Regions from separate parts of the Homo sapiens genome. Here all the other regions are linked to region 1. A link is a loop called in an ENCODE intact Hi-C map of the cell type or tissue named here. Cell type or tissue: Calu3. All regions are shown on one strand. Each heading gives the region's core, and the rest is flanking DNA. Links, peaks and the distances in the headings are about the cores only. Region 1 has its middle 65 kb from the start of ESX1. Region 2 has its middle 140 kb from the start of IL1RAPL2. Region 3 overlaps IL1RAPL2 (interleukin 1 receptor accessory protein like 2).

Region 1 (6,539 bases), core at 691-5,690:
ACAGGCACCCACCACCACGTCCAGCTAATTTTTGTATTTTTAGTAGAGACGGGGTTTCACCATGTTGGCCAGGCTGGTCTCAAACTCCTGGGCTCAAGTGATTGACCCACCTTGGTCTTCCAAAGTGCTGGAATTACAGGCGTGAGCTACCATGCCTGGCCTGTAGGCTTTTTCTTATTGTTTTTCCTAGGGTAATATTAAAATGAATTTGTATTCCAAGAACACACATCTGAGGACATAGGGTATTCAAAGGCATTGGGGGAAGCCTCACTGAGATTAAAATTTTCCTTTAGATAATTTGTGGGTTGATGTGCAACAAGCGTCATGAGGCGAGAATGTATAGATAATTAAGATGTGAGTTTTATCTGCCTTGGGCTGTTTATGATCATACTTGTCTCCCAGATATACTTGGTGAATTGGATATCAACCCTCTCATCATAAATTATCAGTGAATCCTGCCCAGGACTCTGAGGATGCCACAAGTGGGGAAGCAGGAGGAAGACTTCTGCTTTTCTCTTTCCAAGTCTTGTGGTCGTTAAAGTTTGATATCCATTAATGCATAAGTGTCATCACCCCGCTGAAAATGCAGCTCTTCTGTATGTGTTTTGATTACCTTGTCAGAGGCCAGGCAGAGAGAGGTTGAACAGCAGTGCTGCTCCTGCACTGTTATTTCTGCTTCCATTACTTGTCCCATCTGTCAGTTTCAGGAACATTCATATCTATGGAGCCATTATTTTTAGTGCTGTAATTATCTTGGATGTCTAAAAACACAGTGTATCATGTTGGTCACATCATGGGTTGTAAAAAAGGTAGGTAGCCTTTCAAGGGGTGTAGGTTTATGGAACACGTTCCCAACACACTTGGGCGTGTGGCAGATTAAATGGGTACATTTCTTTGTCTCTTAAGAGTCAGCCTCTGAAGCAAGTCCCTAATGTTTGCTCTGGCCTTAAAATGTGCTTTATTTTTTTACTTTTATTTTTATTTCTTTGAGACACAGTCTAGGTCTGTCATCCAGGCTGGAGTGCAATGGCGTGATGTTGGCTCACTGCAGCTTCTGCCTGCTGCGTTCAAGTGATTCTCGTGCCTCAGCCTCCCCAGTAGCTGGGATTACAGGTGCATACCACCATGCCCAGCTAATTTTTGTATTTTTAGTAGAGACAGGGTTTCACCATGTTGGCCAGGCTGGTTTTGAACTCCTGACCTCAGGTGATCTGCCTGCCTCGGCCTCCCAAAGTGCTGGGATTACAGGTGTGAGCCACTGCGCCCAGCCCAAATGTGCTTTAAAACTTTCTCATCATCTCCTACTCCTCATAGGCTTTTTAGTTTACCCATCACTCAACCTGCCTCTCGATTTGATCTTCCTGGCCTGTGCCCTGTGTGCTAATCTCATCTTCCCGATGGGTAGGAACCACAATAATAGGTAACCTGTATTGGGTATTTACTCTGTGCCAAGCACCTTACAAACCTTATCTTACTTAGTCCTCTCACAGCAACCCTACAAGGTGGATATCATTGCTGTTCCCATTTAACAGAGGAGGAAACTGAAGAATAGTAAGTAACTTGCTCTAAGGCTACACAGCTAGTACTTTCTAGAGCTGGGATTTTGGTGCTGACTCCAGTGCACATGCTCTTTTTTGTTTGTTTTTGATGGGTTTCTTTTGATTTTTTAATTTTTTTTTTTACAAATTATAATTGTATACAATGATGGGATACACAATGATGTTATGATATATGTATGCTGCATTAGTCCATTTGCATTGCTGTAAAGGAATACCTGATGCTGGGTAATTTATAAAGAAAGAGTTTTATTTTGGCTCATGGTTCTGTAGGCTGTACAAGCAACATGACACTGGCAGACCTCAGAAAACTTAAAAGGAGGAACCTGCCATATCACTTGGTGAGAACAAGCAAGAGAGAGAAGGGGGAAGTCCAAGACTTTTAAACAACAGATCTTGTGTGAACTAACTGAGGGTGAGCTAGAACTCACTCATCACCAAGGGATGGCTCTAAGCCATTCATGAGGGATCTGCCTCTAAGAAAGAAATACCCCCACCAGGCCTCACCTCTGACACTGGGGATTACATTTCACCATGAGATTTTAGGGGACAAACATCAAACCATATCACATACAGTGTGGAATGATAGAATCAATCTAAATTACATACCTATCACCTTAAATACTTATCAGGTATTCCTCCCGTCTTACTGCAGCTTTGTAACCTTTGATTGACATCTCTTCATTCCCCCAATGCCCCAGTCTCTGATAACTCCTCTCTGCTTCTGTGAGTTCCATTGTTGTAGATTCCACATGTAAGTGAGAGCATGTGGTTTTTGTCTTTCTGCCAGTGCATTTGCTCGTAACTACTGTTCTACTGCATTCAAATAACAATGCCTAACATTTACTGAGTGCCTACCTTTTGGCTAAGCACTGGGCTAAGCTCTTTGTATGTATTAGCTCACTTGCTTAATCCTCTTAATGATCCTGTAAAGTAGGTTTTATTATGAGCCGTGATTTTCAGAAAAAGAGACTGGGGCACAGAGATGTTAAATAACTTACCTGAGTCACACCATTCAACAGTGCCAGACGGAAGTAACCTTTGGACACAGAGCACTCTGGCTCCAGAGTCTACACTGTTAGTCACTCTCTTATACTGCCTTCCAGCTGTCTGCTGGGGCAAGGCAGAGGATGTGTGGTGTGTTCCTTTGGGTGTGTTCCTTTTGGGAGACAGTGGGGAGGGAGAGGTAACAACTGCAATTCACTTCCTGCCAATTGTTACCTTGTGAGAATCAAAGCTACCAGTTTTTAAGAGAGGCCCCAGATCTGGATCTTTATATAAAATTTCCTTATTTTAAATATTGGGAACACATTCCAATTTTTAAAAAGCAGTATGCCCAATTAAAAACAATCTGTCGATAGGAAGCAGTAACTTATAGTTAAGGATATTTATTAAGTACTACTTATGAATACCGTGCTAATTCTAGGTATTATTATTCAGTGTAAGCCTATAGACTCCCCATTTTATGTATTAATTCTCAGCGTTGTTAAAAAGAAACGGGCAGCTGTGGTGGCCCACGCCTGTAATCCCAGCAGTTTGGGAGGCCGAGGCAGGCAGATTGCTTGATCTCAGGAGTTAGAGACCAGCCTGGGCAACATAGCAAAACCCCATCTCTACAAAAAAAAAATGAAGAAATTAGCTGGGCATGGTGGCAGGTGCCTGTGGCCCAAGCTACTCAGGAGGCTGAGGTAGGAAGTTCACTTGAGCCTGGGAAATCAAGACTGCAGTGAACTGTGATTGCGCCACTGCACTCCAGCTTGGATGTCAGAGTGACACCCTGTCTCCCTGTCTCAAAAAAAGGAAAAAAGAAAGAAAGAAAGAAAGAAAGAAAGAAAGAAACGGGTTCTCTCCCTGATTTCATCGGTAGCAAATAAGTTTAATTGATGGTTTATGTATATATTTTCTTTTATTTATTTTTATGCATATTTTAGAGTTGAATTTCTCAGTGAAGCTGTAAGACTGTTGGAAGAAAAATGTAAACTTTCAGAATTTAATATACCAGGGATGTGTGTTAAATTCTCTTACCTTTTTTCCAGATGTGAATAATTTGTAGGTAGAAATATTTATTTATGTAAACCTTGACCGCAGTGAACAAAACACACATACTACACATACCTACACATGTGCACACACATGTGCAGGCAACACTTTTGTGAGCCACATCTGACCCATGGGCTGTCAGTTTGCAACATCTGTTTCAGGGGACATATCTTCCATTCCTTTCTTCTGCCTGTCGTTCCTAACCCATTACCAGGTTGCTAGCAGGCAGTGACCGAAAACATATTGACTTTGTGTGCTCTTGTTCTGGCCTAGATATGTCTCAAACCTGATACCCTCTCTCAGGCCACCTCTGTCAGCTTCCACTAAGAGACTTTCCTGCTGTTTTTCAAACCTGGCATCCAATTCTTTCTCCTTCACAGGGTATTCCCAAATCAGGTGGAAGAGGCTTCCAACCTATCCTAAGCAGTAGCTGTTTCCATACAACAGTTGTCAAAAAAAGGAAATGAAGGTGGAAGAATGGGCCAGCCCAAGGGTTTTGAATCCTAACTGTGTATTAGAATCACCTAGAGATCTTTTAAAAAAGCTGATTCTATAAAAAAATTAAAAGTAAACAGAACAAAATCCTTAAAACAATGCTAGTTCTATAGCTCCAGTCTCAGAAATTCTGATTTAAATACCTTTGGTGGGACCCTGGGCATCAGTATTTTTAAATAAAAGCTCCCCAGGTATTCTAATCTCCAGCAGGGTTGAAAACTGGCTTAACTGATGAATATGTGTTTATTGGAAAGCCAAATACCCACTTTGGGCCGTGATCAATTGCCTTCTTCTTCGCTAAAATCAGAGACTTTTGTAAGGCAAGAAATCAGACTAGGCTAATCACAGCTTTATGTATTGTGCTCTTGCGAACCACACCACTGTTGTTTTTATTTATTTATTTATTTTAAATTTTATTTATTTTTTTTGAGATGGAGTCTCGCTCTGTTTCCCAGGCTGGAGTGCAGTGGTATGATCTCAGCTCACTGCAACCTTTGCCTCCCGGGTTCAAGCGATTCTCCTGTCTCAGCCTCCTGAGTAGCTGAGACTACAAGCTCACAACACCACACCCAGCTAATTTTTATATTTTTGGTAGATACAGGATTTCACCATGTTGGCCAGGCTGGTTTTGAACTCCTGACCTCAGGTGATCCACCCGCCTTGGCCTCCCAAAGTGCTGGGATTATAGATGTGAGTCACCGTGCCCGGACTGCTGTTGTTTTTAATCCTTCCATACTGGCTGGATAAATAGACAAAACATGGGCTGACACGTGTGTATATGATGTTGAGGAGGCTGTGGCAGGAGCTTCTGAAATGGCTCCCAATGATCCCCTCCTCCTGATATTCACACCCTTGTGTAATCCCTTCTCTCCCCTTGTGTGTGGGCTGGACCTAGTGACTTCTTCTAACAAAGAGAATACAGCAAAAGTGATGGTGTCACTTCCATTATTAGGTTTGCAGAAGACTGTGACTTCTGCCTTGCTACTACTCGTTCTCTCTGGCCGTATTTGCTTGTTTGCGCTGATAAAACATGAAATAAGTTGCTATATTGTGAACTGACCAATGGAAAGTTCCACATGGCAAGGAAATGAGGGCAGCTATTGGTCAACAGCCTCTGAAGAACTGAATCCTGCCATTGGCCATGTGAGTGAACTTGGAAGCAGATCTTTTCCTAGTTGAGCCTTGAGATGACTGCAGGCCAGACCAACACCTTGATTTTTGTCTTTCAGAGACTCTGAGCCAAAGGACACACTGCAGCTATGACTGGGTTTCTGATCCACAGAAAAGATGAGATAATAATCAGTGTGTACTGTTTTAAGCCACTAAATGTGGGAGTCATTTGGTACAGCAATAGATAACACACTGTGGGATGATGATGGATTCTGTTTAGAGCAGGAAACTAGAGAGTGGTTCCCCAGCTTTAGAATGCACTGAATTTCCTTGGGTAGCATGAGAAAAATGCAGATTCCTAGGCTTTACCCTCAGGTTTTGATTCAGTAGGTCTGAGATGGGGCTCAGTAGTATGCGTTTTTATCATGGAACTCAGATGTTGCTGATGCAGGTGTTCATTGTGATCACAATTCAAGAACCATCATTTAGGAGGTGCAGAGGCAGAGAACATGTTGGAGGACCAGTGATTATTAAGGCATGTAGACCCAGTGAGGAGTGTTTATAGAAGGATTTTGGATTAATTAGGTAACATGTTGAAAGTAGTACTGAACTTTTAATTGGAAGAAGCTATGACAATCGAAAGATTAGCGTGGTGGGCCAGACACAGTGGCTCACGCCTGTAATCCCAGCACTTAGGGAGGTTGAGGTGAGCGGATCACGAGGTCAGGAGTTACCAGACTGGCCAACATGGTGAAACCCTGTCTCTACTAAAAATAAAAACGTTAAGTTGGCGTGGTGGTGGGTGCCTGTAATCCCAGCTACTCGGGAGGCTGAGGCAGGAGAATCGCTTGAACCTGGAAGGTGGAGGTTGCAGTGAGCCGAGATCTTGCCACTGCACTCCAGCCTGGGTGACAGAGCGAGACTCTGTCTCAAAAAAAAAATACATATATATATATATAAAATATATATTTATATATTTAAGAGGCAGGGTCTCGCTCTGTTGCCCAGACTGAAGTGCAATGGCACAATCATAGCTCACTGCAGCCTCAAACTCCTGGGCTCAAGTGATCCTCCCGCCTCAGCCTCCCAAATAGCTAAGACTATAGGTACGTGCCACCACGCCTTTCTAATTAATTTTTTTTTTCTGCGGAGGGGACCTTGCTATTTTGCCTAGGTTGGTCTGAAACTCCTGCCCCCAAGCGATCCTCCTACCTCAGCCTCCCAAAATGTTGGGATTATAGTCATGAGCCACTGTATCCTAACAGCATGAGACATTTTAAAGGAAATTTCGAGAAGGACTTGATGAGTGACTTTATAGGCAGGAACTGAATAAGAGAC
Region 2 (6,539 bases), core at 677-5,676, 110 kb after region 1:
TAACCAGGAAGAAAGTTCCTATATTATTATGCCAGTGTAATAGACCAGCATGTTAGTCACTTAAGTCTAGAGGAAATGAATTTATTACAGTGTAATCTGTGCTATTAAGTACTCGGGGATCACCATTAAGCTATAAATCAGTGTCACTGTTGATTCAGGGGAAAAAAAAACCAGTAACGAGTCTTCACAGGTTTTTCTCACAGACCCACAGGAATCTAGAAAAAATGAGAAAAACCTCAACCTTGGGGTTTAATGTACATGCAATATGACTGCTATATAAGGAAGAATAAAAGTCCCTTCAGGGTAGTATATTTTAACTCCAATTACATGCAGTAGTTCCCCTTAATCTGTGGAGGATGCATTCCAAGGCCACCAGTGAATGCCTGAAACCATGGCTATATATATATATATATATATATATATACTGTTTTTTTTTTCTGATACATACATCCCTATTGATAAAGTTTAGTTTATAAATTAGGTACAGTAAGAGATAACAACAATAGGTAATAATAAAATATCACATAAATCAATGATAACATTATGCCAGCATCACTGCTTTTTTGCTTTGGGGCCATTATTAGGTAAAATAAGTGCCACTTGAACACAAGCACTACAATATCTCTACAGTTGATCTGATCACTGAGATGACTACTAAGTGACTAATAAGTAGACAGCATGGATGTGCTGGACAGAGGGAGGATTCATGTACTGGATATGGTGGAGCAGGGCTGCCTGAGATTTCATAATGCTTCTCAGAAAAAGTGTCCAATTTAGGCCAGGTGCAGTGGCTCATGCTTGTAATCCCAGCACTTTGGGAGGCCGAGGCAGGAGGGTCACCTGAGTTCAGGAGTTCGAGACTAGCCTGGCCAACATGGCGAAACCCTGTCTCTACTAAAAATACAAAATTGGCTGGGTGTGGTGGCGTGCGCCTGTGATCCCAGCTACTCGGGAGTCTGAGGCAGGAGAATCACTTGAACCTGGGAGGCGGAGGTTGCAGTGAACCGAGATGGCACCATTGCACTCCAGCCTGGGCAAAAATAGCGAAACTCCATCTCAAGAAAAAAAAAAAAGTGTCCAACTTAAAACTTATGAATTGTTTGTTTTTGGAATTTTCTACTTAATATTTTTGGACCACAAGTTGACTGTAGGTAACTGACACCATGGCTAATGGGGGATGTCATATATATGGATTTGTAAGAAATCTATTGTGTAATTGTATTTGAGGACAAAATGTTTTATAATGTGCTTAAGAGGTTCGCAATGAAGAAATGACAAAACCCTTTACAGAACTCAAGCTCCAAAATAAAATAATGGTCAAAATACAGTTTTGTAGCAAAACTTTATCAAAAATGTGGAGTGGAGCAAGGTTATTATTTAGTACTTTACCTTGTATAATTGGGATAGAGAAAGAATCACAGGTACCAGTAGATGTGTGATTGCATGGACTTCACTGAATTGCTAAATTGGCTTCATGAAATGAAGGCACATGGTTCATAAAGAATAATGGTTAAGAAGTATTGAGAGCTTAGTGAGTTTAAGACACTCTTCTACATGTATCACCTCATTTAAGCCCCACAACAACTTTATGCTATGATTAAGTACTATTATCCCCATTTTACATTATTGTCCTCATTTTACATAAGAGGTAACTAAAGTTTATAAAAGACATCCAGGTTTACACACAATTAGCAAGGGGTGGAGCTAGGATCCAAACCCACGCAGTCTGATTTTGTGTTCATAACCACCACATAGGAATAGGGGCTGCTGCTCTTCCCACTCTACTGGAGGGAACGTTATAGATCAATTCAGACCAAGTCCATCCTACTCCTCCATATCTGTATCGTGGAGATGGAGAACCATAAAGTTCTACTTGGTATCACTTGTCACCGTTGTGATTTTACTGTGAGTGGTGAGATTTTTGGGGTTAATGTCTGTCTCTCACATAAGCGTGGAAATCAGTAGCCCAAGGACTGTGACTACTGCCGGGATAAGAACTCATGTTCAAATATAGGAAGAGTATCCTAAGTCTTTATTTATTGCCAAAATAAATATGCAAATAAATAAGTAAAGAAAAGAAACCAGCTCATATGTGCTTGGGTCCTGCCCTTTTGCATACCAAATTAGGGATTGATATGTCAGGGTACTTCTGGGGCTTTAGGGAGTAAGGAGATGGAGGTGGCTTGGTCTTCATGTCAGAAGGGTGTAGCAGGTATGGGGGTTCTGAGGACAGGGAAGTGCTTGCCAAATGTGTTTCTGTCCCTGGGCTGTGCTAATCCCTGTTGTCTGGAAGGACAGCCTGATTCCAAGTCTCAGTGGAAGCTGGCAGCCAAGCCCCAAGTTCAAATGGATTCTAAGATGTCCCTGCTCACTGCACAGGCTTCAAGGTTAATGGGCAGATGGGAGTAGGAAGAAGGGCAGGAGAAATGTGCTTGGAGGGAACAAGAACTGGGAGCAAAGAGCTTTTGATGCAGTCCAGCAGGGAGCACGTCCTCTGAGCTTCTTCCTTTTTCCCACACCATCCCTCAGAACCTCCGCCTCCCCCTTCCAGCTCTGACTAGCCCTTTTTCCTTTGTTAAAGGGGATCTTTTAGAACCAGTTCATAAGGAGGTGGAAATTCAGCTGCAATTGGAACAATTAGTCTTGGTTGACACCCCTGCTCATCTTTGGGCACTTAGAGAAAAGAGATAAAATGGTGAGCCCTGAGCTTTAAATCTTTTTATGCAATCAGGCTGCTTTAAAAAAAAGGAAGCCATTATTTTTAGGTTTGTCATGTTTGTCTCACCATGATAAAGTGAACCATCTAACTCAAACTGAGGCCAGAGAACGAGCCCAGTGCAGCTGTCAAAAAGGCTTGGGAAAAAGGAGAAAAAATAGTTTTCACGTGCTGTTCCTTCTGTCTGGAATGCTCTTTCCCCACCTCTTGAGATTGCAACTCAATTGTCACTTCTTAAGGGAAGGATTTCTAATTGTGTGCCCCCTCCTTCCTTCAAGGTCACAGTCTCCTATTACCTGTTTTCCAAGAATGATATAATTCTCCTTGGTATCATCTGTCACGGTTGTGATTTTACTCTTACTGGTGAAATTCTTTGGATTAGTGTCTGTCTCCCACATTTGATTTGAAGTTTCACAAAGGCAGGGACTTCCCTCCTCACCTACAGGATCCCTAGTGTTGATGTAATATCTGGCACACATAAGGTGAACAGTAATGATTTGCTGACTAGATGAATGACTCATTAAACAAGATCCAGCATATCAAAGTAGTTTATTTTGCACTATTTCCTCCTTCAACAGAGACAGTATAGTATATGAAGGTAGCTCTGGAGTGAGAATAGTTGGGTTCAAATCCCAGTTTTGGCATTTACTAGTTGTTTAACCTTGGCAAAATTACTTCAGGTCTCTGTCTCAGTTTCCTTATCTGTAAAATGGGGAGAAGACCTTTGTCATAGCACTGTTGTGAGGACTCCATGAATTAATACATGTGAAGCATGTGCTTGGCATACTTATTACATTCAATCAATGTGAGCTGTTATTTTATTAAAGCCCTTGCTTCAGACCACACTGAGCAATTGCCTGCAGCTGCTCGTTATACAAATTATGCCTTCTGACACCAGTGGCAGAGATATTGCACTGCGTTTTAATTCATACACCTAGGGTCCAATCCTGATCCCCTACATTCTCTGTTTCACTCCATTACTTGATTTGATGTCACTGAGGCTGGCAGTGAAGGGATCCTTTGCTTTTCAAGGAGAAGTAAACAAGAGAGTGAAGCATAAATCCATTAGCTTCCTAGGCTACCTCGGTTGCAAAGCGGTAAAATGAAATAAGTGTCTTCTGTGTTGCACTTTGAAGTAACAGGAAAATAAGTGACCTGTCAACCACTAATTACTCAGCAGATCACCAATGAGGGGCTCTAGCTTCCATGAGATTGCCTCAGAGCCAGCTAGGTGCTTGTGGTTCAGTACATCAGCCACTATGTTAGTCAATGAAGAGTAATTGAGTGAAGCAAGGGATTCCCATTTATTTGGTGCAGAGATTATGCATGAGGTTATAAGACTTTGAAACAAATACCCGATGATTAGGAGGAAGTTGTGAGCTCTGATCTGGCCACCAGTGAGCAACTGTGGTGGGTATCCTATCCACAGACCCGAAAATCCTCGTCTCCTTGGCCCTTTGTACATTGTTGATGGGAAAGGCTCTGTTTTGTTTTCTTATGCTCATGTTGTATCTAGAGATTTTAGGATAAGGATCTGTTTTTCTGCTTCCTCTGGGTGTAGCAGCTTGGACTTTTCTTTGAGGAGAGCCTTATGGCTCTAAACTCAGGTTCTGGAATGAGAGAGCCGGTGTTTGACTTCTAGTGTCATCACTTAGGAGTTCTGTCACCTTGTAATGCCACCTAACCTCTCTGTTCCAGTTTTCTCATTGGCAAAATGACCCCAATCTTAAAGGTTGTCGTGAAGATTAAATGAATTAGTACATGTAAAGCATTAGCATGCCAATTCAAATAGAGTTAATGGTCAACAAATTATGATTATTAGTGGTAGTTGTATTTGCTGCTTCTTTTTGATATAACTATATGGCCATCTCTGTGTTAAAAGCTTTACATACATTATCTTGTTTAGCCCTCTCAATCTTGCCTTTGAGTTAGGTATTATTCTTTTCTCCATTTTACAGATGAGAAAGAGATTAAATTGTTTGTCCAGGGTCATGAAACCAGTGAGTCAGAGCTTCTGCTCTTTGCCACTACATGCGGAAGAAGGAAGGAGATGTAGAGGAGGGAGGGCCATCAATCAAGTCTCTAGGCAAGATGTTTGCTCTGTCCTCGGGAAAGACAGAAAGGAAGTCCAAGGACCCTGGGCAGTGAGCTGCCCCCACCTGAGCAAAGAACGCAGCATGCCACCTGGCTTCCCTAACACTTATACTTATTGTCACCATGGTAATTGGTCCTAATGGCATGGAGCTACCTACCCCCTTTTCTTCCTGACTCCAGAGTGAGGCAAACAAATATCAGTATAGCCCAGTGACTCAAAGAAGGGCCTCTGGATTCATGCTGCTGTGGTTCAATCTGATAGCTTTTTGAGTGATCTTGAACATTCAATCAACTCTCTAGGCCAGTAGTTTTCAAAGTGTGTTCTGAAGATCCAAGGAAGTCCGTGAAGTCCAAACAATTTCTGTAATAACAGTAAGAACTTACTTGCTTGTTTCATTTCTATTCCCTCATGAATATACAGTGAAGATTTGCAGAGGCCCCATGATGAATGATGATTTCATCACTCTGATGGCTAATGGAGTGTGTGCTTGTGTGTTCTTGGGTTTTAAAAACTTCAGTTTTAATTTCTAAGTTGCAAAGTATTGAGATACATATAATATTCCACATAAACAGAAGCTTGTTGGGGTTCTCCAAGATTTTTATAAGTTTAAAGTGGCCTTAACATCAAAGAGTTTGAGGATCACTGCTCTGGGCTTTAGTTTGTTCTATAGGTTATGTATAATAACAGTATCAACCTTATAACATTGTTAGAATTAAATAAGATAATGCACATCAAGCTCCTTGCCAATTGCCTGGCATATAGTAGGTGCTCAGTAAATGGTAATAATTTTCAATGCCGTTATTGATTTACTTTGTTCTGCGTTTGCTGAGGCTCTGCAGCTAACTGCCTTGGAAACCACAAAGAGGAGTGCATATGTTTATTTGTTGGTGATCACATTGCTGGGTACAGTGGAAAAACATGTAAGAGCTTTCAATCTGTTTGGAGATACAGGACTTGTGAAACAACATCAAAGCAGGTAAGATGAAATGTAAATTAGATCGAGTAGAGTATAAGTGCAAAACTGAACTGAGCAAGACACTTCTGCACTTACATTTTGTAGGAGTTTGGAGAAAAGGGAGACTGAAACGAGAGATGGATGGCAGACTGACTGGGTGCCACGTGTCCCTGAAATGTCCTAACCATACTCAATAAGAGTGTGTGCCTTCTCAGGGAGTCTATAGGGCATGTGCCAGGCCCTTAATATCTACACTGAAAATGGCGTGTTCATTTCCAGGAATACTCTGGTGCACTTTAACAAAACAAAAACCAAATTCCTACTTCTGAAATCCTTTTATCAGAAAATGCAGGGATTTGGAGTCAGCTGACCTGTGCCAAATCCTGATTCTGTTACTTCAGTGGCTGTGGGAGCTGGGGCATGTCCAGTCAGCATATGGAATCTTGAGATCCTGATGTGACAAATGGGGTGGTACTAATACCAGTCCTGCCTAGACTTGGCCCCCAATGTAAGGGGAACAAATGAGATCGTGTAGGCGATGCCACTTTGCACATTCTGAAGCACTAAATGAATGTGCAATGGTGTCACCACATGGTCTTTTGCCTCTTTTGCCTATTACATCTCTACCCCCATGATGTTCTGAGACTGGTGGCATCTGCTCCAGAGAGGAAGCAGGCCTGGAATAGCCCGGGTATTTACGGAGGAGATTGGCAGAGTGTGAGTTGTGAAACTCAGTGGTCTGCTCCAGATCATCCTGTTGAGTTCCTCACTCT
Region 3 (5,000 bases), core at 1-5,000, 400 kb after region 1:
TGTTGGCAAAACTTTACTAGCCTTTGTAGCAGCCCCTGACCCAGGGGCATCTCTACAAATCCCCTTTGACAGCTGTTTTCATATGCACTGAGAATAGACAAGAAGAGGTAGATTTTGACTGAAACAGGAGGCATTTTGGTGAGAGTTATTTCAAGGAATTTTATTGGGAGGAACTTTTTTTCAGATTGATAATAAAAACAGGTCCATAGGCAAAAGCTTTATAACAGTATTTTAATGGCAAATTAGGTGTGTTTGCATCAGTTCTGTAAGCTTTCAATGCTGGTGTTTTAGGAGACAAATGTCCTACTTTCCTACAGAATTGTCCCTGGTGTTACTATTGGAGAGCAAATTATGTACTGCATGGGCCCTGGGATATCTTTAATTAGTCAGTGACGAAAGCTGGGAAATCTTTCACCAATATTCTTTAACTTTCAGGTTTAGGATGGCTCTAACCTGGCCTGGGTAAAGAATAATGGACTTGGTGACCCTCCAAGGCCACTTCCATTTCAGTGATTCTATTACCTACTTCTGTCAATATTTCTCCACTTCCTCCTCCCCTGCAGAAATGAGAGAAATACAAAGCAATTTGTGATCAGCTTCCCTAACAAGCCCCCTACACAGACCACGAATATGAGCTCAAAGCACATTACTTGAAATTGTTTAAAATGTAATCCCTTCCACCTTACTCTTGTTTTCACTCAGGACAGAGAACTTGTTTTTGAAATTCAGACTCTTATTTCTATACTCAGAGGCATGCAACCACAATCAAGATGGGGTTTGGTTGAATTCAAGTTTTTTAAACCTATTCTTCATGTATAACATCACATCTTTTTATGTGTATATATATATATATGTAGAATTATATGTGTAATAAATTACTTCAGTTAAGTTGTGTGAGGCTAGGGTAGGCTGCAGTAATAATCAACACTCACATTTCAGTGGTTTAACCCAATAGAAGTTTACTTCTTCTGAGAGTCCAGGTTGCTTTCCAGGGAACCCGTTTCCATATAGTGACTCAGGGGCTTAGACTGCTTTGATCTGATAGTTTCAGCCTCATCTCTGAAATGACATATGTTCACTTCCCCTCATGGGCCATTGGTCAGAATTAATTACCTGGCTTTGCCTAAATTTAAGGGGGCAGAGAGAAGCCGAGAAATAAGTCTTCCATGTTTCCAGAAGGAGAGGAGAATTTTTGATATAGGTGAATAATAGGGATATATACAAGTTTAGTGAATGAGTCTGCTTAAGAAAATTTTGAGACTATGGGGTTTTTTTAGATATAGGATCATGACATCTGCAAATAGGGATAGTTTGACTTCCTCTCTTTCTATTTGGGTGCTCTTTATTTCTTTCTCTTGCCTGACTGCCCTGGCCAGAACTTCCAATACTATGTTGAATACGAGTGGTGAGAGAGGGCATCCTGGTTTCATGCCAGTTTTCAAGGGGAATGCTTCCAGCTTTTGCCCATTCAGTATGATGTTGGCTGTGGATTTGTTATATACATGGCTCTCATTATTTTGAGTTATGTTCCTTGATGTGGTTTGGCTCTGTGTCCCCACACAAATCTCACTTTGAATTGTAATAATTCCCACCTGTCAAGGGTGGGACCAGGTGGAAAAAATTGAATCATGGGGGCAGTTTCCCCTATGCTGTTCTCATGGTAATGAGTGAGTTCTCAGGAGATCTGATGGTTTTATAATGGGCTTCCCTCTTCCTTCGGCTCTCATTCCATCTCCTGCCACCCTGTTAAGTGGTGCCTTTTGCTGTGATTGTAAGTTTCTTGAGGTCTCCCTAGCCATGCAGAACTGTGAATCAATTCAACCTCTTTTCTTTATAAAGTATTCTGTCTTGCGTATTTCTTCATAGCAGTGTGAGAATGGACTAATACCTTCCTTTAATGCCTAGTTTATTGAAAGTTTTTAACATGAATAGATGTTGAATTTTCTGAAAGTCTTTGCTGCATCTACTGAGATAATCGTGTGGTTTTTGTCTTTAGCTCTCTTTATGTGATGACTGACATTTGTTGATTTGCATATGTTGAACAAAGCTTGCATCCCAGAGATAAAGCCTACTTGATCATAGTGAATAAGCTTTTTGATGTGCTGCTGGATTCAATTTGCCAGCATTTTGTTGAGAATTTTTGCATTGATATTCATCAAGAATGTTGGCCTGAAGTTTTCTTTTGTTGTAGTATCTCTGCAAGGTTTTGGTAACAGAATGATGCTGACATCATGCAATGAGTTGGGTAGGAGTCCCTTTTCCTCATTTTTTGGGAATATTTTCAGTAAGAATGGTACCAGCTCTTCTTTGCACATCTGGTAGAATTCAGCTGTGAATCTATCTGGTCCTGGGCTTTTTCTCATTGGTAGGCTATTTACTACTAATTAAGTTTTGGAGCTCATTATTGGTCTGTTCAGTAAATCAATCTTTTCCTGGTTCAGTCTTGGGAGGGTATATGTATATGGGAATTTATCCATTTATACCCAGTTTTCTTGTTTGTGTGCATAGAGATGTTCATACTATTCTCTGATGGTTGTTGGTATTTCTGTGGGGGTCTGTAATAATATCCCCTTGTCATTTCTGATTGTGTTTTTTTGAATCTTCTCTTTTTTCTTCATTACTCTAGCTAGTAGTCTATTTTATTTTCTATTTTTTCAAAAAAAAAAAAAAAAACCAGATCCTGGATTAGTTGATCTTTTGAACGGTTTTTGTGTCTCTATCTCCTTCAGTTGAGCTCTGACTTTGATTATTTCTTGTCTTCTGATAGTTTGTCTTAGCCCAAACTCTTCTTAAGCTGATAAACAACTTCACAAAGTCTCAGGATACAAAATCATTGTGCAAAAATCACTAATATTCCTATACACCAACAACAGCCAAGCCACGAACCAAATCAGGAATGAGCTTCTATTCACAATTGCTAAAAAAAAAAAATAATAAAATAAAATGCCCAGGAATACAGCTAACTAGGGAGGTGAAAGAGCTCTACAAGGAGAACTATAACCCACTACTCAAAGAAATCAGAGATGATACAAACAAATGGAAAAACATTCCATGCCTATTGATAGGAAGAATCAATATTGTTAAAATGGCCATACTACCCAAAGCAATTTATAGATTCAATGCTATGCCTATTAAACAACCACTGACATTCTTTACCGAACTAGTGAAAACTATTTTAAAATTCATATGGAATCAAAAAACAGCCTGAATAGCCAAGGTAATCCTAAGAAAAAAGAGCAAAGCTAGAAGCATCACACTAGCCGACTTCAAACTATACTACAAGGCTACACTAACAAAACATCATGGTACTAGTATAAAAACAGACACATAGTCCAATGGAAGAGAATAGAGAACCCAGAAATAAGACCACACACAACTATCTGATCTTCGACAAACTTAACACAAACAAGCAATGGGGAAAAGATTTCCTATTCAATAAATGTTGCTGGGATAAATGACTAACGATATGCAGAAGATTAAAACTAGATCCCTTCCTTACACCACATACAAAGATTAACTAAGATGGATTAAAGACTTAAATGTAAAATCCAGAACTAAAAAACCTGGAAGACAAAATAGGTAATACCATTCAGAACATAGATACGGACAAGGATTTCATGATTGAAGACACCAAAAGCAATTGCAACAAAAGCAAAAATTGACAAATTGGATCTAATTAAACTAAAGAGCTTCTGCACAGCAGAAGAAACTATCAACAGAGTAAACAGATAATCTATGGAATGAAAATATTTGAAAACTATGCATCTGACTAAGGCCTAATATCTAGAATCTATAAGGGGCTTAAATCAACAAGCAAAACACAAACAATCCCGTTAAAAAATAGGCAAAGAACATTAGCAGACACTTCTCAAAAGAAGACATACATCCACCCAACAAGCATATGAAAAAAAGCCCAACATCACTGATTATTAGAGAAATGCAAATTAAAACCACAATGAGATACCATCTCACACCAGCCAAAATGGTTATTATTAAAAAGTCAAAAAATAACAGATGCTGGCAAGTTTGTGGCAAAAAAGGAACACTTATACACTATTGGTGGGAATGTAAATTAGTTCAACCATTGTATGTGACAGTGTGACACTTCCTCAAAGACCTAAAACAGAAATACCATTAGACCCAGCAATCCCATTACTGGGTATATACCTGAAGGAATAGAAATCATTCTGTTATAAAGACACACGCACATGTATGTTCATTTCATCACTATTCACAATAGCAAAGACATGGAATCAACCTAAATGCTGACGAATGATAGACTGGATAAAGAAAATGTGGTACATATGCCATGGAATACTATGCAGCCATAAAAAACAAGATCATTTCCTTTGCAGGGGCATGGATGCAGCTGAAGGCCATTATCCTTAGCAAACTAATGCAAGAACAGAAAACCAAATATTGCATGTTTTCACTTATGATTGGGAGCTAAATTATGAGAACACATGGACACATAGAGGGGAACAAGACACATTGGGGCCTATCAGAGGGTGGAGGTTGAAAGGAGGGAGAGGATCAGGAAAAATAAATAATGGGTACTAGGTTTAATACCTGAGTGATGAAATAATCTGTATAGCAAACCCTGTATTACTTCATTGACAGAACCCCCATGACAGAAGTTTATCTATGTAACAAACCTGCACATGTACCCCTGAACTTAAAAGTTAAAAAAAAAAAAAAAAAAGAACATTTTGATTCCTTCTTTTATGGTCTTTATCCAAGGGTTCATACAAAAATGGGAAGGTAGGCCTATTTATTTGTAAGTTTTCAAAACTGAATTGAGCTGAGTTGCCTGAGGAGGGGGGGCAGACACTCAATCAACAAACACATTCTTTTTTTTAATTATTATACTTTAAGTTTTAGGGTACATGTGTACAACGTGCAGGTTTGTTACATATGTATACATGTGCCATGTTGGTGTGCTGCACCCATTAACTCGTCATTTAGCGTTAGGTATCTCTCCTAATGCTATCTCCCCCCCC

What was found. Hi-C counts contacts between places; a loop is a spot of excess contacts. Peaks named below come from ENCODE experiments on the same cell type or tissue, not always from the same donor. Only the 100,000 strongest peaks of a DNase experiment are listed, where the experiment ranks them.
Region 2: a loop joins it to region 1, with 8 times the contacts of the local background. A loop is called at or near these places in 3 of 110 quality-filtered maps.
Region 3: it touches region 1 in a loop (2.6-fold over the local background); 3 of 110 quality-filtered maps call a loop at or near these places.

What each region holds. Positions count from the first base shown.
Region 1 is chrX:104,316,276-104,322,814 of GRCh38, forward strand. No RefSeq gene overlaps it. Among named protein-coding and RNA genes, the nearest start is that of ESX1, 65 kb to the left of the region's middle. In Calu3, for the core only: no CTCF peak of the experiment used is centred there; a DNase peak (open chromatin) is centred at 2,626.
Region 2 is chrX:104,427,757-104,434,295 of GRCh38, forward strand. No RefSeq gene overlaps it. Among named protein-coding and RNA genes, the nearest start is that of IL1RAPL2, 140 kb to the right of the region's middle. In Calu3, for the core only: no CTCF peak of the experiment used is centred there; a DNase peak (open chromatin) is centred at 4,805.
Region 3 is chrX:104,712,762-104,717,761 of GRCh38, forward strand. All of the region lies in intron 2 of IL1RAPL2 (interleukin 1 receptor accessory protein like 2), which reads left to right. Among named protein-coding and RNA genes, the nearest start is that of IL1RAPL2, 150 kb to the left of the region's middle. In Calu3, for the core only: no CTCF peak of the experiment used is centred there; no DNase peak of the experiment used is centred there.